Regions from separate parts of the Homo sapiens genome. Here regions 2, 3, 4 and 5 are each linked to region 1. Evidence: read pairs that join two places in POLR2A ChIA-PET (ENCODE). Cell type or tissue: HepG2. All regions are shown on one strand. Region 1 overlaps IRS1 (insulin receptor substrate 1). Region 2 has its middle 75 kb from the start of MIR5702. Region 3 has its middle 630 kb from the start of MIR5702. Region 4 overlaps LOC646736 (a long non-coding RNA gene). Region 5 has its middle 40 kb from the start of MIR5702.

What was found. Peaks named below come from ENCODE experiments on the same cell type or tissue, not always from the same donor. Only the 100,000 strongest peaks of a DNase experiment are listed, where the experiment ranks them.
Region 2: POLR2A ChIA-PET joins it to region 1 with 6 read pairs; 1 of 35 experiments calls an interaction of 5 or more read pairs at or near these places.
Region 3: POLR2A ChIA-PET joins it to region 1 with 5 read pairs; 1 of 35 experiments calls an interaction of 5 or more read pairs at or near these places.
Region 4: POLR2A ChIA-PET joins it to region 1 with 8 read pairs; 1 of 35 experiments calls an interaction of 5 or more read pairs at or near these places.
Region 5: POLR2A ChIA-PET joins it to region 1 with 9 read pairs; 2 of 35 experiments call an interaction of 5 or more read pairs at or near these places.

The regions. Positions count from the first base shown.
Region 1 is chr2:226,731,307-226,736,306 of GRCh38, forward strand. IRS1 (insulin receptor substrate 1) reads right to left here. Exons shown (of 2, transcript NM_005544.3): 2 at 6-4,944. Among named protein-coding and RNA genes, the nearest start is that of IRS1, 66 kb to the right of the region's middle. In HepG2, no CTCF peak of the experiment used is centred here; DNase peaks (open chromatin) are centred at 1,715 and 2,065; H3K4me3 peaks cover 814 bases.
Region 2 is chr2:226,581,103-226,586,102 of GRCh38, forward strand. No RefSeq gene overlaps it. Among named protein-coding and RNA genes, the nearest start is that of MIR5702, 75 kb to the right of the region's middle. In HepG2, no CTCF peak of the experiment used is centred here; DNase peaks (open chromatin) are centred at 119, 2,799, 3,609 and 4,189.
Region 3 is chr2:226,028,280-226,033,279 of GRCh38, forward strand. No RefSeq gene overlaps it. Among named protein-coding and RNA genes, the nearest start is that of MIR5702, 630 kb to the right of the region's middle. In HepG2, no CTCF peak of the experiment used is centred here; DNase peaks (open chromatin) are centred at 3,122 and 3,792; H3K4me3 peaks cover 1,954 bases.
Region 4 is chr2:226,157,272-226,162,271 of GRCh38, forward strand. All of the region lies in intron 2 of LOC646736 (a long non-coding RNA gene), which reads left to right. Among named protein-coding and RNA genes, the nearest start is that of MIR5702, 500 kb to the right of the region's middle. RefSeq lists an enhancer at 2,662-2,956. In HepG2, no CTCF peak of the experiment used is centred here; a DNase peak (open chromatin) is centred at 2,770; H3K4me3 peaks cover 407 bases.
Region 5 is chr2:226,615,994-226,620,993 of GRCh38, forward strand. No RefSeq gene overlaps it. Among named protein-coding and RNA genes, the nearest start is that of MIR5702, 40 kb to the right of the region's middle. In HepG2, no CTCF peak of the experiment used is centred here; DNase peaks (open chromatin) are centred at 2,968 and 3,338.

The sequences.
Region 1 (5,000 bases):
CCCAATCAAATGTCTCCGCAAAATTTAATTGGCAGTTTGTTTCATGTCCAGCAATCAAAGACATTAAGGACCACTAATATTTACATCCATGAATTCATTTAGACAGTTTTCTTTAATTGATGATGAAGACACTACAATTCTAAGTACCAGACAGAATCAGGAAAAAAAAAATTGAAAATAAGCATAACACTATAAAGAAAACTTGGAAAAGTGAAACACTTCTAAATAAAAAATATATACCTGGCCTGGCACCCATTACATATATACATAATACATGTTATAAACATATATACAGTAAATGTTTTGGTAGCAATACAGACCATGCATTGGTCTTTGTGTACACAGATGAAGTAGCACCGGGGCAGCACCACCATCTTAAGATGATAAACCAAACTGCACATACATTAAATGAAAATACATATATGTTTAATTTGGCCCACCCTGTAGCCAAGAGGTGTAAGGAAAGTACTTTGCAAGAAAAAATTGTTTTGGGAACTACATTCTTAAGCCAATGGTGAAGTTCTAAAAAGAAAAAGAAAAAAAAAACCCTACAAATGTCTATGCAAATATGGACAAGTTTTCCTGTTTACTGAATTTGTCCTATCCTATGGCATACTCGTTAACAGCATAAGCAAAGAGAGATTTAAATGCCAAGTGAATGGCAGAAGTCTAAAACACCAGATCTTTTGGTGTATACGTCACAAATGGCAAGTCATACACAAACTAGAAAAGAAAGCTAACTCTCCACCTAAGTCATGTGTTTTCTAGTCATGTTAGCTAATTATAAGCTCTTTATTCATAATTAATTCCTCGAGTAGGGTTAAGCACCTCCAATATCATTCCACCTCCTCCCTGCCCCTAATGTGATGCTCTGTTTACAAGTAGTGGGAGACACACAACAGGCTACATATTCTCTACCCATACTTAGGAGACAGACTTACAGAACTACGGAAGGACCACAAAGATCTTCTGTGGCGCTGCCTCAGAAAGGACCCATGGCCCCAGTGTTTATCCTCGGTGTTCTACTCACTATGAAGCTGTTTTTGTTCTCCATAACTGAGCTCACAGTCTAGAGGTCTTTTAGTCTTGGCAAGGTCATATTTCCTCACATTCCTAGAAGAGCATGCTTCTTCCTCTCAAGTTTCTCACAAGCCTATACATCTATATATATATATATATATATATACACACACACACATATGTGTATCTATATATGTGTGTATATATATCTATATATGTGTATATATATCTATATATGTGTGTATATATCTATATATTTGTATATATTCATCTATATATACACACACACATCCCACACACACGTCACATATATATACACACACACAAAGACACACACATGTCACATATATATACACACACACATATATATACACACACACAAACACACACACACACACACACACACATATACAGCATTACCTCCAACTAACATTCATCATTCATGGCATCCTAGGAACATTAACTCCCCTGTCAAGTCATTGCAAAGAAGAAATTTCATATTGGCTTCCACCCATTCTTCTTCCCATTCCTACCAAAAGGGTCACATCTCTCCCCGCCAAGGTCTTAATTCACAGTGTCTGGATTCAGGGCCTCCTTGTGTGATGGACTAACCTACAGAGTGCTCTGCAAAAGCAGCATGAGACCAAATATGGGGTCATTGTCACCAGCAGTTGGAAGACTGCACATGGATACTATTTGTCATGGCTCTCGTTGTCAGTGGATGGTGAAACCCTTTCCCCCCTTTTTTTAACCACCTGCAGTAAATAAATATAAAGTTTCCGACTTTGTGGTATATTGTATTCAAGATGCAAGATTGAATAAAACAGGGCTTCAGTATTGTAAAATACTGTTTCTTACCATACAGAAAAATTGTTTCTTAATACTTCAAATGTCTCAAATTTAAATGATAGCTAGAAGACAAAAGCCAGGGAAAGAAAGGTTAAAAATCTCTACTTCTGGCTAGATGACTTTTAGTAGATCCATTTTTGCAGTCACTGGATTAGTCAAGAGTCCTTGACCTTTGAAAGTCAGCAAGAAATAGCCACAAATGTAACATCAGTACTGATTTCTCATTATTGACTCAGGTGGTTGATCATTAATGGATTCTCTTCACTTCTAGCTGGTTCTAGGGCCATTCTTTTGCCCAGAATGAAGATATCATCAAAGTCATAAAACATATTTGTTCTTTTCGCAAAAGAGGATTTTAAAACTCTGCTTAAGTCTCTAAGGAAAAACGCTGTGAGAGGTTGGTGTCATCAAGAAAAACCCACTAACTTCTAGGTTAACCAGAGGCCACTAGAAGCCTCAATAATGAAAGCCCTTGGCTGGCCTACAAATGCTTTGAAATGGATAAAAGCCAACTCTCCTCAATGGGAACTGAACACAAGGACTCAGCAGCTGACGTTGCTCAAAGGAAACCCTTCGTGTCGCCAGAGTATGAACTTTTGGTTTGAGTACCAGCAACTTCCAGTTTTAAATCGGTAGTTTGATGCCACCATCAAAACCAGCTCAGGCACCACTAGAAGCAGCTTAAATAAGAATTTCTACCTTTATGCTTTTCGACTCAAAAAGTCAGAGAAATAGAAACCAAGAGATAGATTTTTCCAGTCTGTTCATTTCTGCTCTCATTCAAAACATGTTGATAATTCCACATGTAGAGGTATCTCGGTAACACATATTCAAAGTGTAGGTTCCTTGAGAAATAATAACCAGCTTTACAGGAAAATGGTTGGGAGTGACTTTGTTCATTGATTTCTCTTTAACTATTTCAGTCCTCAAAGGAAAAGAGCAGGGCAGCTTGCTCTCTTCTTCCACTAGCAAGAGTATGAATCAGAATGCTTGAAAATATGAAAAGTTAGTTTGACTAAGAAAGTCTTTTTTTACAAGAGTAAAAAACAACTTTCATATCAGATTTTCAAAATGGGTAGTGCTCTCTACTAATAGGAAATGATGTAATTCTGCAAGTTCCTTGAAAACAATGGATTCTTATGACTCTAGACCCTATTTATCTTAGAAATTGATGAGCATGCAAATGATTAAAATCTGCAATAACGGACACTGCACAACAGTCTGTGAGGTACATGCCACCTGGCTGAATGAACAGTAACACGGGCCTCAGCAGTGTGAGGGGTTCCATTTATCTCCGCTCCCTTTTGAGTAGAGCTGGGGTCCCCAAACAGTTCATCAGGAGGCAGCAGCCACTACAATGCCCTCCAACCCTGGCCCCTACCTTGTAGTCCCCACTCCCACCCAGGGAGCTTAGGCGTTCAGAGAAATAAAATGTTGCTCCTCCCAATAGTAGGGATGCGAATTCCTGATAGAGAGATAGAGGCTCCCACAGACTCAGAGGGAGCCTGATATTTGCATTAATTCATTTAACCTTTAGGAAGTTTCCTGGTAAAAAGATTTAAAAATCTGTCGGCAATATCTTTAAATGCATTCATTGCCATTTGTTTTTCACGTGGAAAAAATTCCAAGACGTGTATACTTTCCAAACAAGAAAAGAATTAACATTTTCACTGCTGGCTAGGTGTTTCAGTAGCAGGTCATTAAGCTTTTCTGTGCTCTCTGTACGCTGTGTTTTGTTAACTAATCACTAATAGGCCAGCACCCACCAAGGCAAATGGGCCAATTACATTCAGTTAAATAATGTAACACTGGAAGTTCTCAAAAAATATGAGATAAGGTAAGAGTCTTAGGGAAGGTGACACATAGCCCTGGTCATAATGAAAAACACTTACTGGAATTTTAATTTCTGGTTAGCAACAGCTCACTTGCCTTACCATCTTTCTCAAGACAATGCAGGAAATGAAATATATCATAATGTGTGCACAGAAAAAAATGGTGGGAATAGAGCAGGAAACTTACAGAAGTGGTGGGGGGAGGGGACAGAAGAAAAGATCAACAGTATCTAGTTTATTATGAATAGAAAGACATTTCCAGAATTTACAAACGCCCACATTGTTCATTCCAAAGAGAGCTTTTGAATTGAAGGAATCACCCATCTCCTTCTGTTTACAATACATGCAATGGAAGACTTTAATTTCCTCTTCTTATAATTTTGCTTCCATTCAATTACCAATTTTAAGCTGACATTTGAAAACACCCAGCCAAATATATCCTTCTTCAGTTTAATTAACATGGCCTATTGTCTTACAGGAAAAAATACAAAATTAAGATTAATTCTTATAAGGAACTCAGCTCAACATCAGGTTTATATGACAAGAGATAGTATCAGCAAATATAACTATACAATTGAGAACCATCTATGGCACTATGATTCTTATATTATGTTTTCTGAATTACAATCTTAAAACAAGGATCATACCCTATTCTACTCTTTTAAGCCTTGTTTTAAGCATTTGCTCCACTCTTTACAACAGAACATTGTATACCTCCATCCCACATCCAAAAAAAAGATGTGCTGTAAGAAAAGTTACATTTTCATTTAAAAAATTACACATATAAATCAAAACCTATGTTAAATATTTAATACTCTCTCCACCCAACGTGAACAGTTTTGTATGAAATAATTTACAATGATGCTTTGTCGTACACAGTTTCAGCAGCAGATGAAATGTATCTTGAAAATGCATTGAGAGTAAACCCATTCTCTCATGACACGGTGGTGGGCACATCAGCTCACTGTGGCCAGCTAAGTCCTTAAGGTTGAAGATGAAGTTTATGCAGACTCATTATTCTGGTGTCACAGTGCATTTTTTTTTTTCGCTTGGCACAATATAGAACGTGCAGTTCAGTCAATGAAATCCTGAGGATTGGATAAAGTAAACAAACTGAAATGGATGCATCGTACCATCTACTGATGAGGAAGATATGAGGTCCTAGTTGTGAATCATGAAATATTTAGAGTCTGGGTACCCATGAGTTAGAAGAGGATTTGCTGAGGTCATTTAGGTCTTCATTCTGAAAAGAAAAAGGAAAGAATTCAGCACCACAGGTATCTCAAACTGCACAATCAC
Region 2 (5,000 bases), 150 kb before region 1:
ATTAACACAAAACAACAATTTACAAAGAGACTCTGCCTGGGAAGGAGGGGCTTGGAGGGCCCCCTGCTGCTCTAGTCTTCCCCATGGAGAGCATTCACCAGAATGATCTTTATCAGATTAGCTGGGGTGGTGCCAAGAGTCCGAAGGTTAGGACCAAAGAGAGAGGTATCAAGGGAGGCAGAAGAAAGCCAGAAGCAACACAACAACTGCCTCCACTGCATGATTAATTGAGGAGATAAAGAAAGAGATTTTTAAGCAAAAGGTCTGAAAAGATGAGTAGGAAGAGAAACAGGTTTCAACCAGGAAGGACAAAGTTAATCAGAGTGTTATCAGTCAGAACCTTAAGGCAGATGCTGGGTAGGAAAGAAATCTGGAGCCCAGGTAGTAGACAGGACGAATGCAGCTCCAGGAAGAACACAAGGAAAGGGTAGAGAGGGACACCTTAGTGGGACAGGATGAGTACATCGACAAGTAATTTCCATTTTCAGCATTCCAGGATAATCATAGCAAATCTTATGTTCAAATTTCTAACAACATAAATAATTAGAAGAGATAATAATATCCTTTGTTAACACAATTTCATTATTCTTTTAGTTATTTTGATTTCCATGTGCAGCCCGTAAACCTGCAGGGGATCTTTTTAAAACCAAGCTATTAATTACTCCTTCCAAATGAGGGAAGGAATGAAAGCACAAATTCAGAAACAAAGAGCACCATTCCGATGAGATGATCTGTCCAAACACACCACAGGCCACTATTTTGACTATGCCCACATTAACACCCCACATTTACTTGCTGAATGGTGGAGTAGCTTGATCTTTAGGTGACCTAATAAAGAACTGGGTCTCTGTTGCTCATTGCAAAGTTAATCTCTCTGAATTTCAGTTTCTTCAAATGGAAATCATGAGGACTACGTGAGGCTGAAACACACACACATGCTAACATATGCAGTATCCCGTGCATATTCGGCACTCAGTAAATGTTAATCTCTCAGTCCTTTGCTTTCCTTAGTCTCTTCCTTCCTTGTTTCCATCCCTAATTATAGCAGAACCTGGCCACTTCCCTCTGCACTCACCATAAACACTAACAGCTTTGTATTGCATGCATTTGTAACCCTATCTGTGGTGTTTTTTTGTTTTGTTTTGTTTTTTGTTTTTTTCGTTTTTTGCACTCTGCAGACACAGGCTAGGTCAGAGGGGCCAGGGTTGACACTCTGAGAACAACCCTTAGTCAATACAAGCAAGAATTGGAGGATAAACACTTTCAGTTACCTGACTGCTCAAAGGGCTCATGTCCAAGGCATATTTTATATCGTCTCCAAGATGTCCCCAGCAGAAATGAGCCCCAAATGCCCATATCAACTTAATCATTAACATCCTGTATTGTTTTTTCCCTTCTCTGCCTCAAGTCCCCATTCTTCTCTTGGTTCTTCCTGGCATCACCTCCCAAATACACTACTCCTCACCAAATCCTGACCGGAGTCAGCTTTTGGTGAGACTCAACTCAAGACACTGAGCAACCCAACCAAGTGGTCCCTCCTGCTCCTGAATGGATAAGATATGCCCAAGATTTCACTTGAGATTGGACTGAGTAGAGCTCATTCCCTGGCCCCGGTATTTCAATAGCCCTTTGAAATGCAGCTTCAGCTCTCACTACTCTTCATAAACTCTTTTCTCAGACGTTTCCAACACTCTCGTAATTGCAAATTCACAGTCCTTTGATCCTTGTCATCCCTGCAGAACTCAACACTGATGTCAACCTTTACTTGAAACTCTTCTCCCTTGTTTGTTCTGAAATTCATTCCCTAGTTTTTCTCTGCCTTTTGTCTTCTCTGGATTTCCTTTAAATGCCTGTTCTTTACATGTAGGCTTTCACAAGACTCTCTAACTAGAATTTGCTTCTGACTTTGTATTCTCCTCCTTGACATTCTCATCCACTTTGATATCTCAAAATATCTTCTTTCTGCTTTTGGCACCTAAACCCACATCTTTAACTCTATCTTCTGTCCTTTTGATCAAACTTCTTCTCAGCTATGGAATGATTTAATGCTGGTTGAGTTACTAGTGCCAGTGAATGAACACTGCTCAGACCAATATCAAGTGAAATCTTGCATGTATCTTATCCACTCAAGAGCAAGATAGAGCTATTGATTGGGTTACTCAGTGTTTTGGGTTGAGTTTCACCAAGAGCCAACTGGAGCAAGAATTTGAGGAGAAGTGTGTTATTTGGCAAAGTCCTGGTAAGCATATCTACATAAAAATTCTCCCATCACCTCAAACCCAAGTGTTCCAAACTGAAGTCTTTATCCGCCTCCCCCCGACAAGCCTGTCCCTTGTCCTGTGATTCTTGCCTCAGTTAAATTGCCTCTACCTCCCAGTGATGCTTCATGTTGAAGTCCTCTCTTTCATTCACGTCCTTTTCCCAAGGAGTTTCTCTCATATATGTTGCCTCCTTTCAGGTGTCTTTAGTTCAGAGTTTCATGATCTCTCATCAAGAATAACGCAGTTGCTTACTAACAGCATTGACTTAGCAACTCACCATTCACCATCCATTGCATGTATATAATCACATAGCAAAATTCCCATGTGCTGGGTATTATCATTAGCCCCATTTTAGAAGTGGAGATATTGAACCTCAAAGAGGTTAAGAAGCTTCTTCAACATCACCCCAGCCAGTACTCAGTGTACTGACTAGAAAATCAGCTAGAAAAATCTTGAAGAATTTCCACTATGCTAGATGACTCATTGGAGTGGATTGTAAAGTCCTTCCTGCATTTTATGCATCAGAGGAGAATACACTTTCTACTGCTACAGTAAACATAGTCTTTGAGAGGGTAGAATATTAGCTGGAGCGTGGACTCTGGGCATGGACTCTGGATTCACTCTGGCCTGGGTTTAGATCTCAGTCTTGCCATTTACAAGCTCCATGGGCAAATTAGTAACTTTTCTAAGCCTTCATTTTTCCCATTAATAAAATGGAACTAGTCAAATCTACTTCAGATAACTGTAGTGAGAATTAAATGAAATACTGGAAGAAAAGCATCTAGTATATGCCTGGCATGTTACAGGTGCTCTGTAAATAGTAATGATCATAATAATAATTCTATAAAGTTTTTTTAAACCAAGGAAGAAAACAGAAGGGAGTATAAGGGATGACGTAACGATGTAAAAAAGTAGTTTCTTTTTGAACAAAATTTTAGAACAAATAAAACAGGCAAAATCTCAAATCTGAACACTCACTTAGCAATGCCAAACTAAGGAGTCATTTTCATAAAGGTAGAATGTACTAAAGCAATACTTTATTTGGCCACACCATCTATTTACAAATCTTCACCACTGTCTCTGAAAATGAAGAAATATAGCCCTCATTTGGTTTGGATTCTACCTGTCTTCGCAATTTTCGCAAAGGTTCTCCATCCTTCCCCTTACAAAAAGCTATTTCAGGTCAATCCAAAAAAGTAGTGACAGATCAGGACAGTGACAGATCACTAATGCCTTGAGGCTGGTCTCAGCGCTTACAGGCATGAGTGGGAAAGGCATTAGACTTCATGGTTCTGTCATAGAGGAGCCACGCTCACATGACAATCTTTGGTGGAGTCTATGGTCATATCTTTGTGTCAACCAAATCCACATTCCAGAGCCCATCAGTGATCAATCCACTGTCTGGGTAGTGTGTTGGTATAAGAATAGGCATTCAAACTGGAAAAATGTTGACACAGTAATTTTCTCTATGTGGTTTAAAGAAAAAGTGAGCAGAGATATTATAAAGATGTGAGATTCCAGTGAGACAGAAAAGTATGGCTAGAACCTCAGTGAGAAGAGGTGCTGATCTCAGGAGACAATGACTGAGGCCAGCGTTCTGCTCAGCCAGGGTGGGAACAGTGAGTAGGTTTTACTGAAAATGACTGACTTGAACATTTTCTCATGGTGGAAAAGGGATTCTGGGTTATACAAAGGTTTGGAGTGTAAATCCATTACACATCTGCAATGCTCCCCACCTCAAAAAAAAAAAAAAATATCTAAAGTTAAGTAAGAAGTTTGATCTAAAATGGGCTGGCTATGTTTTGGCAAGTCCAGGAAAATGAGAATGCTTCCATTGGAACTATTTCATTCTCCATTGCAAAACCTAGGCCTCTTTCTTTAGAAGTCCAGTGAACTATCCCTACAAGTTCAAACAGTGTCTGCCCCGGGGTGAAAGGTAGGGAGGACCATGACATAGTAAAATCTAGAGACAGGGAGAAGCCTAGAAATGTGGTGGCACTAACAAAGCACTTTCATCTTCAAAGCTCTTTATAAGTGTTAATTAATTCATCCTTCCCACACCCATATAAGGCAGCAAGAAGAGATCAAAGAGCTCTGCACAGAATTTGGCAGGATCAGCACAGGGAAGCATGTAGCCCACACATTGAAAATAAGGGAGTAAGTAAGCACTTAGTAAGAGCTCTTCTCCCAAGCCCCACCTCCTCACCACCACCTCCAACCCAAAAAAAAGTCACATTGAGGAGATATTCTGGAAGAGAGAGATAATGTAGTATTAGGAAAGACACATTTAGTGACCCCATGTCCCCTTCTAAAAATATAATTAGAGAAGAAGATAAATAAGCTTTAATCCAAATAATCCTCGTTGTTCCTGAGTTCATTAAAACCAAATCTGTTAGAAAAAAAAAAATCCACTACACCAGAAATCACTAGATGATCAAGGAGAAAACAGTTCTGCAGAAGAACAGAATCCAGACCATGGGGGCCAAACATACATAGGTTAATAAATCTGGTTATTTCATCATTCTGCTTTTATTTGTTTATTTGCTTACAAATGTGTGAAAATAGATCTGATTATTTCCAGTAGATTTAGAAACTGATCTAGAAAACATAATTCTTTTGTTTCAGTGGAACTTAACAGAACATTCAAATCTTTTTTAAGAACTCTTTTAAAATATTCTAAAATTTCGAAGTAAGATACCAAGTATTTTTTTTCAACTGTTAGTTTAAGTTCAGGGGTAC
Region 3 (5,000 bases), 700 kb before region 1:
AATAATTCTGTCACCCAGGTAGTGAGCGTAGTATACAATAAGTAGTTTTTCAGCCCTTACCTCCCTGCCCCCATCTCCCTCATTTAGTAGTCTCGTGTCTATTGTTCCTATCCTTTTGTCCATATGTACCCAATGTTTAGCTCCCTCATGCAGTATTTGGTCTTCTATTTCTGTGGTTAATTCATTTAATAAGCCATTATTTTGATGCTTTTCGTTCCCTCCACAATCCACAGACATTTTTGGGGTTTATCTACAGGCAAAGTCTTAGTTTACTACAGGGGAAGATGTCCTCAGTGTTTTGGTAAAGAGAACAAATGAATGTAGTTCCCTACTGATTAATTGATACAGTGTACACTTATTTTAATGTAGAATGGTCTTAAAGAAATAGAAACAGTTTTAGACAGCTAATCTGCCATCTGGAATATAAGATATAAGTACATGTTCTCTATTAAATTTTAATCAGGACACAACCTGGAGTCTATAAAAGAAATTGCTGACAGATTTGGCTACACAAAAATTCAAATGTCCCTATGATGAAGTTTCCACATTCCAAGTTAAAAGATAAACAACAGGCTAAGAGAAACATTTACACTAAGCAAAAGAAACAAAGGTGTTCATTATAGGTAAAGAATTTCTTAGAATCATGAAGAAAAAGAAAGATCCAAAGAAAAAATGGGGCAAATACGTAAACAGGCAACTCAGAACAAACAAACAAACAACACAAATGTCCAGTGTAGGTAAGACTTGTTCAACCTCAGTAGTAATTTAAAAAGGCAAGTGAGAAAACAAGTTTTTTTTTTTTTACAAAATATTGACAAAACATTTTTTAATTGATAACAAATAGTGATTGAGAGACTGTGCAAAACAATAGTCTAGTCACAGACAACTTGGTGGAATATAAATCGTTTTTGCTCTTTGTGAGAGAACTTTGGTAGTATCCATAAATTTAAAATGCATATATCCTTTCACTTATGGATTTCAGTACAATCTAGCCTATAAAATTACTAGCATGTATGGTCAAAGATGTATACCTAAGAATGTCAGTTTCAGTATTATTTATAATAACAAAAAGCTGGAAATACCCTCATTATGTATCAATAATGTAATAATAAATCCTGAAACGTTATGCACCCGTCAAAAATGAGATAGATTTATAGGTCTTGATTTTTTAAAAAAGATCTCTTTGGTGTAGTAAGTGAACAAAATCACTTCACAGAATAAAACATATAGTATGAGTGAATTTGTAGGTTTCTAAAATTTATATGATTGCATATATACATCTATGCATATAAAAATATTTACAAGGGCTGGATGGATTTTATAAGGGTTGGATGAATACTATTGTGGGGAAGTATGAATTTACTTCTGGGGAAGGGAATCATTTGGGAAAGTGGGACTTCATAAAAGATTTTCATTGTTTAATGTGTATAGCCCTACATTATGTAAATATTCTACGATAAAAATATTTTCTTATATAATTGGAAAAATAAACAATAGATATTAAAAAACCTCCCTAATATTGGAGAAAACAGTAAAGTTAAAGACTTCTTAAGGGAAAAACAAAGCACACCTGTTCTAACTGTAAGAAAAGCTTCTGAACTTCCTGGCTATGCCTATCTTTGACAAAATGCTAGTGCTGTGTTAAAAGAATACATTAAAATTTAACACTTTATGATTAAATGTAAGATTTAGGGTGTGGAGATTTCAAACTGTGAATTTGCGTAAAATTTAGTTTGCTTGTTGCTGCTGTTTTTTTTTTCTTGTAAAGCTGTAGCTGATAAAAAGTCTTGTGAGAGAGAGAGGAGAGAGTAACTGATGCTTAGACAAAATAAAGTCATTATCATATGACAAGGTCTTTCTCATTCCATTCAGGCCCCTTAATAACTTTATTGCATCTCTAGGTATAAAGATCATATCTCACAAGGGAAGAAACTGCATTATATATGCTGGGCAGCTGCCTACCTACCATTCTCATGCATTTGTTGCGAGAGCAACATCTGTGTTCTTTCTACATGTAGAGGGCTCCGCTGCCATCCTTCCCAAAACTTCTGGAGGTCACCGTTTTTACAACAGGATATCTCTCGCACCAGTGACCTGCATTTTAACACTTTGCCCTGTTATCTATAGAAAGAGAGGTTCTTTCCAAATCCCAGGAGTGCGTTAAACGTTATTTCTGAGGTAAATCAGACTCACACAAAGTTAGCGTTCCCCAAAGGGGGGGGGGGGGTGGTGCCTCAGTATAAAAATGTCCCCCAGTGGATAATTCATCATGTGATATTTCAAGCACTGAGAAAGCAGAAGTAACAACATTTGGAAAGAAAGGGTGGAATTTCCTTCCTTTACATGTGTGAGGAGCGCGCGCCTGTGTGTGGGGGGTGGGGTGGGGGGCTATGGGAAGGAGTGGATCTTGTAGTGGACAGCATTCTTTGAATATAAATATACATGTAAACATATAAATATATAAATATATATGCGCGCATTTTTCTCCTGCATAAAGGAGTCAGGCCGATCTCTTTCTATTTGATCTTAATCCCTCTCCCCCGCCAGCGTGGCCCAGGAGCACCCCTCTCTTTCTAATAAACGGCTGGCAGAGCAAGCCGTTCACGCAGTCCCCTTTGATCACCTTGGAGCTGTCAGCCCTTGCTGCTGTTTTCCTCCCAGCTCTTGTTCCTGCCTAAAAGTGGAAGTAATACCCACTGAAAGAAATACCCCAGGTGTCCTGCAAAGCATTAATCTATTTCTTCTTTTTCTTCTTTTTTCCTGAGGCCCACCCTCCCAGCTTGAACAAATCCCCCTCTTCCTCCCTCCTCCCCTCTCTGCAGAATCCCAGTTCCTTTTGAGACACCCTCCACTGTGCTGGCGTGACCCCCTGGGCCCTCGCTGTCTGAGAAGCTACCACCCGGCCAGACAGGGGAGGCTCCGCCCTGCCCCTGCACCCGCCGCCCTCTCCCCGGCCGCACGGGAGCCCGGATCCCGCAGGCATCTGTGTTCGCAGGTTCTGCCGTTTGCTTTCGGGAAGGCGAGCATTGTTTTCCTCTGGATGCAAGCTTTTGCTGACCCACACCCCCCTTCCCCAATGCCTCCGCTTCCCTTCCCCCTTCGGGGACTTGGGATTGCCCTGCAGACTCCCTGGACTTGAGCGTTTTGGTCTCTGGCTGCAGTGTTTGTGAGAGAGGCTGCGGATGCGACCCAGCTCCGGCTCAGCTGCGCGCGTTTGCAAATGCGGCTGCGTCCAGACAGGGCATGGAACACATTTCCAAGCTCACGTCCCCGTTTCTTGTTTACAGCTGAGATTATAAGCAATCTATGTGCCCTCTTATCATCGTGTCAGGCAATGATATATAGTTTGTAAATATTATTTAAAGGAAATGATTTGCAAAGGCAAACAATTTTAAGCAAAGTATATGGACCATGAGGTTTGTCTTTAATGTACTTACCAGAAGGACAGAGAAGGGGGCTGGGAGACCGGAAAATTATGGGGTGAGGTGTGTGGGTGGGGGAAAAGGTGGCGGGGATGACTCAAAGGATTCTGGTGATTCGATGACAGTGACATAACTAATTAAATGTAATGTTGCTTAAAAGCCTTTGCTCTCTTTCTGAAATTGCTCGAAAGTATGCATTATTAAAGAAAAAAAGATAATGTAGAAGGAGGGGGACTTAGAATGACTGAATACAACTCATTGTGCTGGCTCAAAAATGTCAAACTGCAGTGGAAAGAAATACAGCATTACAGGCTGGTGCGCTGAGGCCCCAGCTAGGGAAGGGGGAACTGTTAAGTGGAAAATTCCTGCAGAGGACTCGTTTCCATTTCCAATGGGAAGAAAGAGAGTGTTGTTGGAAGCTGGCAGATCTTTGGAAAATACAGGGGAGCACAGGGAAAATGACAAAAATGATCTCATTGAACTCTGAGAAATCTAGCAAACAAATAGCTTTAGCCAACCTACCACATTCTTATAGTGCCTGTGCCTGCATACCAAGACTGAGAAAGGATGAAATCTCAGCTCTCCCTCTCTCTGGTCCCCCTTGTCTCCTGAGAGGAAAGGAATGATGCTTGAGACACTGGCAGCAGCAGAGGATCATGACTGTAGAAATGTGTCTATGAGTACATGTGTGCTCCTCAAATAGACTTGTGTGCTTAGGGAGATACTTACTTTGCATCCTGAATACTAAAATGATGGTGCAGCTGTATTTGTTGAACACTAGAGGATTTCAGTTTAAGGAGCATTTTTCTGTCCGAAAGAACCACAAATCCTAACAGGAGTCACCAGGTTTTGCCACCCAGGGGTGGTCTCTGTTAGTGGGTTTTCTTCTAAGGATAGCCTGAATTGCATCACGAGCAGCTAGGTGATGGAGCAGGGCGAGAGCAAGCACATCTCAGAAGCTGTGTGCAGGTGTATTCGTATAACCGCGACCAGGAATTTTAGAATTATCATTACATGTTCCAGTGGAGAAAAACAGAGACTAATAAGAAGCCACGTTTTTTCTTATTCTGTAAAGCTTCTGTCAAGAAGAAAGAAAAATGCCAGGCAGTGAATGCACTGCATGTACACAAATGAAGTTCAAACGATCTTCATTTGCTATGCTGATTTTTTCTCTATCAGATCCACAGCACACTGACAAGCTAAAGAAAACTTGTTTTACATTTATGGCTAGGATATGTGTGTATGTGTGTTGAGTAACACTTTTAAATATATTCCTTTCCATAGTAGTCTGATAATTTAATAACTGGTGAATTATATTGAAAACACTTTATTAAAACTATTTGACATTTCAAGTAAACTTTATTAAAAACTACAGATGACTGAATTTACGTGGTCAATATTCTACCTACTGACAAATCCAAAGCATAGATCAGCATATCTTGTATCAGTCCAATGTCTCCTCCAAAAATTTAATTTTATTTGGATATGTAAATTCAATGCTATGATGGACCTTGGGACTTGTAAATTTTACATAGAAAACAATATTTGGTTCAGACCAATTCTTAAGTTATGTCCAAT
Region 4 (5,000 bases), 570 kb before region 1:
TAAGAATCCATGGTACTTATTTGCATAGTCATCTCATGCCCCAAGATATAGCTCAGGCAGAGAAAGAAATCCCTTCAATGAATTTTAAAGAGACAGAATACAAAATTAAGTGGCATTATGGTTACACTCCACGAATCCTATACATTCCTAATGAAGCTTATACTGATTTTTGTCTTTTTTCTCAGCTGTACAAAACTTCTTCTGTGTTTAGTTTGCTTTATCCCAGATCCCCAGTCAGTTCCTAGTGTTCATTCCCAGGTTTGTTCTTGTCCAGAAAGCCTCCTCAGTTCATTCCCTTGCAATATAAACCCTGCCTACCCATCTGGTCTGGCTCAAACCCATTGCTTCAGCTATGTTTTATTTAAATGCACAGTCCACATTGATTCCTTTCTAATTTCTATTGCTTTTTGCAGTACCACTTATTTACAATTGCCATATTCCATTTTTATACAATTTATTTTTTTCTTTTTCAACTTTTTGGTTCAGGGGGGTATGTGTGTAGGTTTGTTGCATGGGTAAATTGCATGTTGCTGAGGTTTGGTATACAAATTATTTCATCACTCATGTTGTGAACACAGTAACTGACAGGCAGTTTTTTGACTCTCAGACTCCCCTTAGCCTCTACCCTCAAGTAGACCCTGGTATCTCTCATTCCTCTCTTTGTGTCCATGTGCACTCAATGTGTAGCTCTCACTTGTAAGAGAGAATATGCATTGGTTTTCCATTCCAGCGATAATTCACTTAGGATAATGACCTCCGGCTGCATCCATGTTGCTGCAAAGGACTGATTTTCCTCTTTTTTTTATGACTGTGAACCACATTTTCTTTACCCAGTTCACTGTTGTTGGGCATCTTGGTTGATTCCATGTCTTTGCTACTGTGAATAGTGCTGTGATGAACATATAAATGCATGTGTCTTTTTGGTAGAGTAATTTATATTCCTTTGGGTAATGGGATTGCTGGATTGAATGGTTATTCTGCTTTAAGTTCTCTGAGAAAAGGCTTTTAATAAAACTCAACATCCCTTCATGTTAAAAACCTTCAACAGACTGGGCATTGAAGGAACATACTTCAGAATAATAAGAGCTGTCTATGACAAATGCACAGCCAACATCATACTGAACAGGCAAAAGCTGGACGCATTCTCCTTGAGCACTACAACAAGAATAACAATGCCCACTGTCACCACTCCTACTTAACATAGTACTGAAAGTCCTAGTCAGAGTAATCAGGCAAGAGAAAGAGATAAAAGGTATCCAAATAGGAAAAGAGGAAGCCAAACTATCTCTCTTCACATATGATATGATTCTATACCTAGAAAACCCCATAGTCTCTGCCCAAAGGCTCCTGCAGACTGATAAACTTCAGTAAAGTTTCAGGACACAAAATCAATGTAAAAGATCAGTAATATTTCTATACAGCAGTAACATCCAAGCCAAATCAAGAATGTAATCCCATTCACAATAACTACAAAAAGAATAAAATACCTGGGAATTCAGCTAATCAGCAAGGTGAAAGATCCCTACAATGTGAATTACAAAATGCTGCTGAAAGAAATCAGAGATGACACAAACAGATGGAAAAACATTCCATGCTTATGGACAGGAAGAATCAATATTGTTAAAATAGCTGTATTGCCCAAAGTGATGTACAGATTCAATATGATTCCTATCAAACTACTAACATCATTTTTTACAGAGTTAGAAAAATCTATTTTAAAATTCATATGGAACCTAAAAAGAGCCCGAATAGCCAAAGCAATTCTAAGCAAAAAGATCAAAGCGGGAGGCATCACCCTACTTGGCTTTAAACTGTAATACAAGGCTGCATGTATTAGTACCAAAACAGCATGGTACTAATACAAAAACAGCATGGTACTAATACAAAAACAGACACATAGACCAATGAAATGGGTTAGAGAACCCAGAAATAAAACTGCACACCTACAACCATCTGATTTTTGAGAAAGTCAACAATAGCAAGCAATAGGGAAAAGACTCCCTATTCAATAAATAATGCTGGGGTAACTGGTTAGCCACATGTAGAAGATTAAAACTGTACCCCTTCCTTTCACTATATGCAAAAAATCAATCCAAGATGTATTAAAGACTTAAATATAAGAACAAAAACAATAAAAACCCTAGAGGAAAACCTAGGAAATACCATTCTGGACATAGATCTTGGCAAAGATTTCACGAGAAAGTCTCCAAAAGCAGTTGCAACAGAAACAAAAAAAACAACAAATGGGAACCAATTAAATGAAAGGGCTTCTGTACAACAAAAGAAACTATCAACAGAGTAAACAGACAACCTACAGAATTAGAGAAAATATTTGCAAACTATGCATCTGACAAAGGTCTAATATCCAGAATCTATAAGGAACTTAAACAAATCATCAGTCTTTTTCTGAAGTTAACAATACATCATATTTCTCTTTATTTTTTTGGAATTGTGGGTAACTTCTAGTCTGGGAAAATATGATGATCCATTTCTTATCATTTCTAGTATAAATGTAAATAAAAATCTTATTTCCAATCATACCTGCATCTACAGGACATAAATCTTGGAATATTATCTGTTTACATGTAAATATCCTAAGCCTATGCTTTAAAGAGATTTCAGTTTTATTTAAAATTCATGCAAGGTTGGAAGGAGCAAAAAGGTGTCTCAGGGGTCTTGTGTATTTTAGAGAGGAATGTCAAGAATGCAGGCTTCCCAGCTTGTAAAACAATAGCTTCTTTGATTGGAAGTTCAGTTGTGCTTTGCCTGACATTTTCTGTTTTTAAATCCAAAGGTAAATTTAACTTAGGGAGGAGATATGTCTGTTTGTCAGCTTCAAAAGCGATTTGTTTTCGTTTTGTTTCTTTTTTTTCCAAGCAGTAAATCTTTTGAAATTTAAACTCTACCCTTGTTTATCACTGCAGTTATTGCTTTAGAGGTTAAAGTTTGTAACATAGTCCCTTCTCTACCCGCTGAAAGACAGGAGACAGAAAAGCCTATTTGAGAAATTCTGTTGGTAAACCTATTCCCAACGACCCTATTTAAGGCAGATTATGCTGTTCAAAACATGCCACTAATCTATATTTTCTTGATATCATAATAAAAGAAGCTGCCATCAACAAAATAGCCCCTTGTCAATCAAACACTTGCCAAAATTATACCCCACTTTTGAGCTCATGCAAAAAAAAAGTTTCCATTGTTTTGTGCCTTTCTCAAATACATATCAACCAACATTAGTAATTAATATCCTCATGACATCCCTCATATTTTTGTACATCTTTCAATATTTGGGTTAATTCTTTTCCTTATGCATATTCCTAAAACACGGAAAAACAAGAGAAAATTCTTGGTACCCATCCTCTAGTATGATTCTATTATTAAATAAATTTTTTTCTAATTTAAAAACTTATCAGGCTGGATATGGTGGCTCATCCCTGTAATCCCAGCACTTTGGGAGGCTGAGGCAGGTGGATCACCTGAGGTCCAGAGTTCGAGACCAGTCTGACCAACATGGTGAAACATCATCTCTACTGAAAATACAAAAATTAGCTGGGTGTGGTGGCAGGCACCTGTAATCCAAGCTACTTGGGAGGCTGAGGCAGGAGAATCATTTGAACCCAGGAGGCGGAGGTTGCAGTGAGCTGAGATTGCACCATAGCCCTCCAGCCTGGGCGATAGGGCGAGAATCCATCTCATAAAAAACAAAAACAAAAAACACTTATCAACTGACACTTCTCATTTACTTTCTCGTGGTAATATTTAAAAAGAAAACAAGAACACCTCTTTTTGAGTCATCAAACATGTAGAATTGAAAGCTAAACCTGAATTTTAATACTATAAATAGACCATTTTCAAATGATTCACCGATTACCAAAAAGTAAAAGTTAGATATGGGAAAATAACTTTTTGGTTTACCGAGAGACTGAGGATCATGGAAGGCTGGACTTGCCTTTAAGATAACAGGAGTGGGCAAATTACAGCACTTGGGCCAAATCAGCCAAAAGGGCAGACCACCCATTTTAGTGTGAGAGCTAAGAATGTTTTCTATATTTTAATATGGTTAAAAAAAATCAACCGAAATTTAAAAGAAAATAGCACTTCATGAAAGGCATGAAACATGAAATTAAGCTCTCAGTGTCCATAAATAAAGTGTTTTTAGAACACAGTCATGGTCAATCATTTGCATATTGCCTATTGCTGCATTCACAAAACAGTGGCGGAGTTGAATAGTTACAACAAAGACTGTATGACCTGCAAAGCCTAACATGTTTACTAGCTGATCCTTTACAAAGAAAGTTAAGATTATGTCTGTTTTCTGAAACAGTTCCACTGATAACAGCACATATATTTATGGACCATTAAGTTGTGATTAAATATGATTGCTATAAATCAAGCCTTGAAATACCATCTGTCTATTCTTCTAAGAATGATGACTTCAACAGCTCTTTGGCACAATAGACAGTGATTTATTTTAACTCTTTTTTGAGTTTTTTGAGATGGGGTCTCACTCAGTTGCCCAGCACGGAGTGCAGTGGCATGATCTTGGCTCACTGCAACATCCACCTCCCAGGTTCAAGCAATTCTCATGCCTCAGCCTCCCCCGTAGCTAGGATTACATGTGTATGTCATCACATCTGGCTAATTTTTGTATTTTTAGTAGAGACAGGGTTTCACCATGTTGGCCAGCCTGGTCTTGAACTCCTGACCTCAAGTGATCCACGCACCTCAGCCTCCCAAAGTGCTGGGATTACAGGCATGAGCCACTGTGCCGGGCCTTCTAATTCTTTTATTCAGTTTCCCTTTGACCAGCCAAATACTTATTTTCAAAACAGGAAAAACTATGAAATATTCCCTTGGGTATGTACTGACTTACCTGTTGATATGTATTTTGCTGAGAATAGATACCAGAATTTAATATATACCAAAACTGGCACTCCAAAGAAGTGTTTATTTATTTTACTTAATTTCTCCCTTGAAACACACCTAATAAAAATGTTCCT
Region 5 (5,000 bases), 120 kb before region 1:
GGGACTGAGGCACACACTGGCAAGAAAATTACTTTAGGAACTATCTTCCAGCAGGATCAGGAAAGAACTGGCCTCTGCCGAACACTGCATTCGAGTGAGCTTGTGTCCCAGATATCAGGATATCAGTCTGTCTAGGTCCCAGCTGTATTCCCAGTAACTGGCAGAGTTCCTGGGACAAAGTAGGTACCTGCATTCACTTTCTATTGTCACAGTAACAAATTACCACAAATTTGGCAGCTTAAAACATTTACTATCTCACAAATTCTGTAAATCCAAGGTCCAGGTATAATATATTGTGGCTCAGGGAGAGCCCTCAGCTTAGAGTCTTATAGGCTGAAGTCAAGGTGTCAGCAGGACTGTGTTCCTTTTGGGAAACTTTGGGGAAGGACCCATTTTCAAGTTCACTCAGGTTGTTGATCAAATTCAGTTCCTTGTGACTGTAAGACCGAGGTCCCTGTTTGTTTTCTGGATGTAAACTGAGGACTAATGCAAAAGAGGCCATCTGGCTCATGGCCTCCTTCATCTTGAAAGCCAGCATCGATGCACTGAGGCCCCCTCTCATGCCTTGACTCTCCCTTGCCTCTTCTTCTGCTGTATTTCTCTCTGACTCTTCTCCCTTCCCTTTAAGGGTCCATGTGATTATATTGAATATTCCAGAATAATATCCCTATTTTAAAGTAATCTGCAAAGTCCCTTTGCCACATGAAGCTAAAATATGACAGGTTCTAGGGGTTAGGGCGTGAATATCTTTGGAGGGGGCATTATTCTGTATGCTGCACTTAATTTTTTTTTCTTTTTAAAATTTTATTGTATTTTACTTTAAGTTCTGGGATACATGTGCAGAACGTGCAGGTTTGTTACATAGGTATACATGTGCAATGGTGGTTTGCGGCACCTGTCAACCCGCCATCTAGGTTTTAAGCTGTGCATGCATTAGGTATTTGTCCTAATGCTCTACTTCCCCTTAGTCCCCACCCCACAACAGTCCCCGGTGTGGTGTTCCTCTCCCTGTGTCCATGTGTTCTCATTGTTCAACTCACACTTATGAATGAGAACATGCGATGTTTGGTTTTCTGTTCTTTTGTTAGTTTCCTGAGAATGAAGGTTTCCAGCTTCATCCATGTTCCTGCAAAGGACATGAACTCATTCTTTTATGGCTGTATAGTATTCCATGGTATATATGTGCCACAATAAATTAACACCTAACAGCAGATGTTAATAATATTGTCTAGGCCGTGCAGCAATATACCTGAAGATTGAATTTGATGCATCGGGTACTTGTGTAGACAAACATAAGAGGAAAGAAGAAAACATTATTGCACACACATTCTGTACCAGGCCTAGACTTAAGTGTTTTCTCATGAAAGCTTTCTTTGAACACAGGCTTTGTGAGCAAGCATGTCATCCCTAATTTGTAATGAGGATATTGAGACTCAAATTAATTATGTGACCTGTAGCAGAGCCTTCTAAATTGAAGTTTATGTGGTTTTCTCTCACGCACAGTCTCTTCATGCTTAGATCTGTGCATGTTATACCCAAATGTATTAGGCACATAGACTTTGGAGCAAGAATGCCCAGGCTCAGATTCAGGTCTAGGACTTACCAACTGTATAACCTTGGGCTAAATGCTTCCTATCTCTGTGCTTCTGTTTTCTCATTTGTAAAAACAAAAATGAAGATAATAATTGTACCAGGTTTATAGACTTATCGTGAGGATTAAATGCATTAATATAAGCAAAGCTCTCAGAACATTTCTCTGGGACTGTTAGTTATTACTGTCTTACATGTTTGAGCCATTGGATTTCAACCACATTTGTTACCTTTCAATTGGTAGTTTTTACTAACTTCTCATGAATAGATTTTATCATCTCTGGATATATTTGTGTTTGCACTGCCACATTTATTGTTAGTTTTTCTCCATAAGCCCTACTAAATGATAGAGGAAGTGATAGTGGTAAGACAATACTTTTGAAATGATGACCATACGTAAATAATAGATTAGGAAGGATAAGTGTCACACGAGTCCGCCAGATACCAGAAGGTTTCTCCAGCATGGCATAAGAAGACACAAACCCGAGAGAGGTCAGGGGATCCCAGACAAGGTGGCTGGATGTAAGGAAATCACAGAGGTCAGAGTGGTGTCACTCTCCAGACACCAACCAGCTTCCATCCCCAGCACACTCACACAAGCACAGGCTGTCTGGGCTCCATTTGAGAAACAGAGAGCATGGCCCCACTCAGGAGCAGTGGGGTGGTGTCCATGGATGTCTTCCTTTCAACATCTGCAGACACTGCCCATGGATCATGAAGCAGGAGTATGCTCATCCATTACAAAGTTGTATACCCCATTACCCTCTTTCTCCTCTCTCCCTCTCTCTTTCTACCCCTCTTCCTACTCCCTCCTTTTTGGCACTAAGATTATGAGAGCACCACTCTTCATAGCAAGGAAGACCGCTGTCAAGGTCATGAGGCCCAGGTTGAGCATCCAGCACTACCTGAGCTGACCACTGCTCCCAATCATTTCACACCAGACACTTCTTTCTTGTCTTTGGAAGTCAGAGAAGAAGCAATCATTACTAATCCAATCTGAGTGCCAAGTAATCACCAACAACATGAAGCAGAAACATGAGTCCCAATGGAAATACATTACTGATCACTATAACCTAATGAACACCAGAATGGAACCCACATGGAGACATTTATTCTTGCACTCACAATGAGTGAGATTTCGCTATATTGAAGGAGTACTAAGAACGGCGTTTAAAGAAAGAAGTTATGCGAGGAAAGTGAAATATTTTCATGCTGTCGGTAGTGTGTGAACATTCATTTGATCATTCCATTCTGTGATCTTTTCATAACAACTGTTGGATCATATAGCCGTCCAGCAAACAAGTCTCTTCCATGAATTCTATTTCCCTCTTGGGCCATATGCCAAGAATAACAGATTGAACTTTAACTCCAAGTCTGAAAAGTTTCCTTTTACTGACTAGAGTTCAACCCCAGTCTATTATCCTAAACTAACTGATAAAGCAATCCTTTGATGCTGTCCTTTGAACAAGTTGTGTAAGCTAAAACTCAGTGAGAAAGAAAAAAGCAGCATATAAAGGAAGCTTTTGAGTTAGCAGCTATGCTAATTCTTAATTGCAGACATAGTACAAACATTTCACACCTTAAGGTTGCAATAACAAGACCCACAAAACTTCAAACATAGAGGCAGATATTTCTGAGTTCATTCCTTCATCTCACACAAAAACCTAAGCGGCCATATGTTACCTTATTTTTCCTGAGAGCTATGATTTATGTACATTCCATTTTCCCCTGAATCTGGAAGCAATTACCCCTGAATATGAATGTGACGGCAATAGAGGAGGGAGGGTAGGAAGTGCTGTGTTCACACAGAACAGTGTTTACATCCCTGGCACTCTGAATATACTTCTAATATAGGGTGTGGCTGTTTATGTTGCAACTATTTATTTAAACCTGCTTATTTGTTTATTGCTTCCATGAACCATATGCTAAATTACCAGCCAGGAAAATGTGTGTGAGCCCTTGGCAAAAGTGAGGCAGCAACAACAACAACAACAACAACAACAGCAACAACAACAACAACAAAAGAGGAAGAGGAAGACATAGAAATATTTTGATAGATATTTATTTTAAGAAAATTATTGAAATAATCACTACAGGAAAAACTCAGTACTTTCCTGGACTTCTGGACTTCCTTCTATTTAGTTTAGTGTTATTTGGGTTTGAATTGTATTAGGATGGGAAAGGGCCACAGTAACCTTTTCATTGCCTGGAGCTTTTCAAGGAATTGACCTGGCCCTCCCACTCACTTCCTAGAAAAGAGGGAGCCTCCAGTGTTAATCTTGGGTAAAAACATTCAAGAATGGGTCCTGAGCCAGAGTACCGCCTGGCACATAGTAGGAGTTCAACTGTGAAAGGATAGGAATTGTTATCCCTAGTACTTAGCACGTGCTTTACTCTTTAGTAAGCATCAATATTCAATAATCGATATTCATTGACCTATGACAGTGTGGTGGCAAAGCTTAAGTTTTTCTCCTAGAAAGCCAAGTGAACAACTAAAAAACAAAAGTATTTGCAGATAAATCTATCAGGTTACACACACATACACACACATGCTCATACGCTCTGTGACACGCCTTATAACCAGATTTTTCTGAAGCCACGTAGCTGCAGCCTGCTGTTTTTCTTTATACCAGTAAGTTATTTTATTTTCTCCTCCATGTGTTTTGTTTGATTACATTTGTTGTATCTAATGACTTGACCAGATTGAAGAATGATAGCTGTGGGCTTGCATGGTTAAAGGTGCCTGCAAGCCAGGCACGGTGGCATGCGCCTGTAATCCCAGCTATTCTGGAGGCTGGGACAGGAGGATCCTTTGAGCCCAGGATTTTGAGATCAGCCTGGGCAACACAGCAAGACTCCATCTCAAGAAACTTTTTAACAGGTGCCAGGAAGTTGAACTAGCTATGTTCCCTGAGGTGGCCCATGAATTGGGGTAAGTGTTAGGAAAGAATTCAGGGGCAGCAATGGTTAAGTGGAGGGAACATCCTGACCAAACAGTGACAAGCAGCAGCTAGAAATATTGCATACAGCTATCACAAGGGAGGTCAGAGAGGGATCATGGTCTTTCCTGATGGGCCATGGAGCTTGAAAACAGGGACCTGGCAGCAGGCACTATTTAGTCACTCTGAAAAATGGCCAAGGTGTCTGAGATTAAAGAGTACAGCTCATGACAGGTCTGGACTCAAAGATGCATAAAGTGGACAAAATACAGGCAAGACAAATTCTGCTGTCAAGAACCTGCTGGGCTCCTCTCTTGGGGGGCTAACAGCGCAGCTAGGTTGACAAGGCAGGAATTTAGGCACAAGAGAATTGATAGCCATCTACTAAAACTAGAGTTTGGGGTGGGGACTCTGTGCCATGAACAGGGCAGAAACCCAAGTCAGAACCAAACTGATGCTGGTAGATGCCTT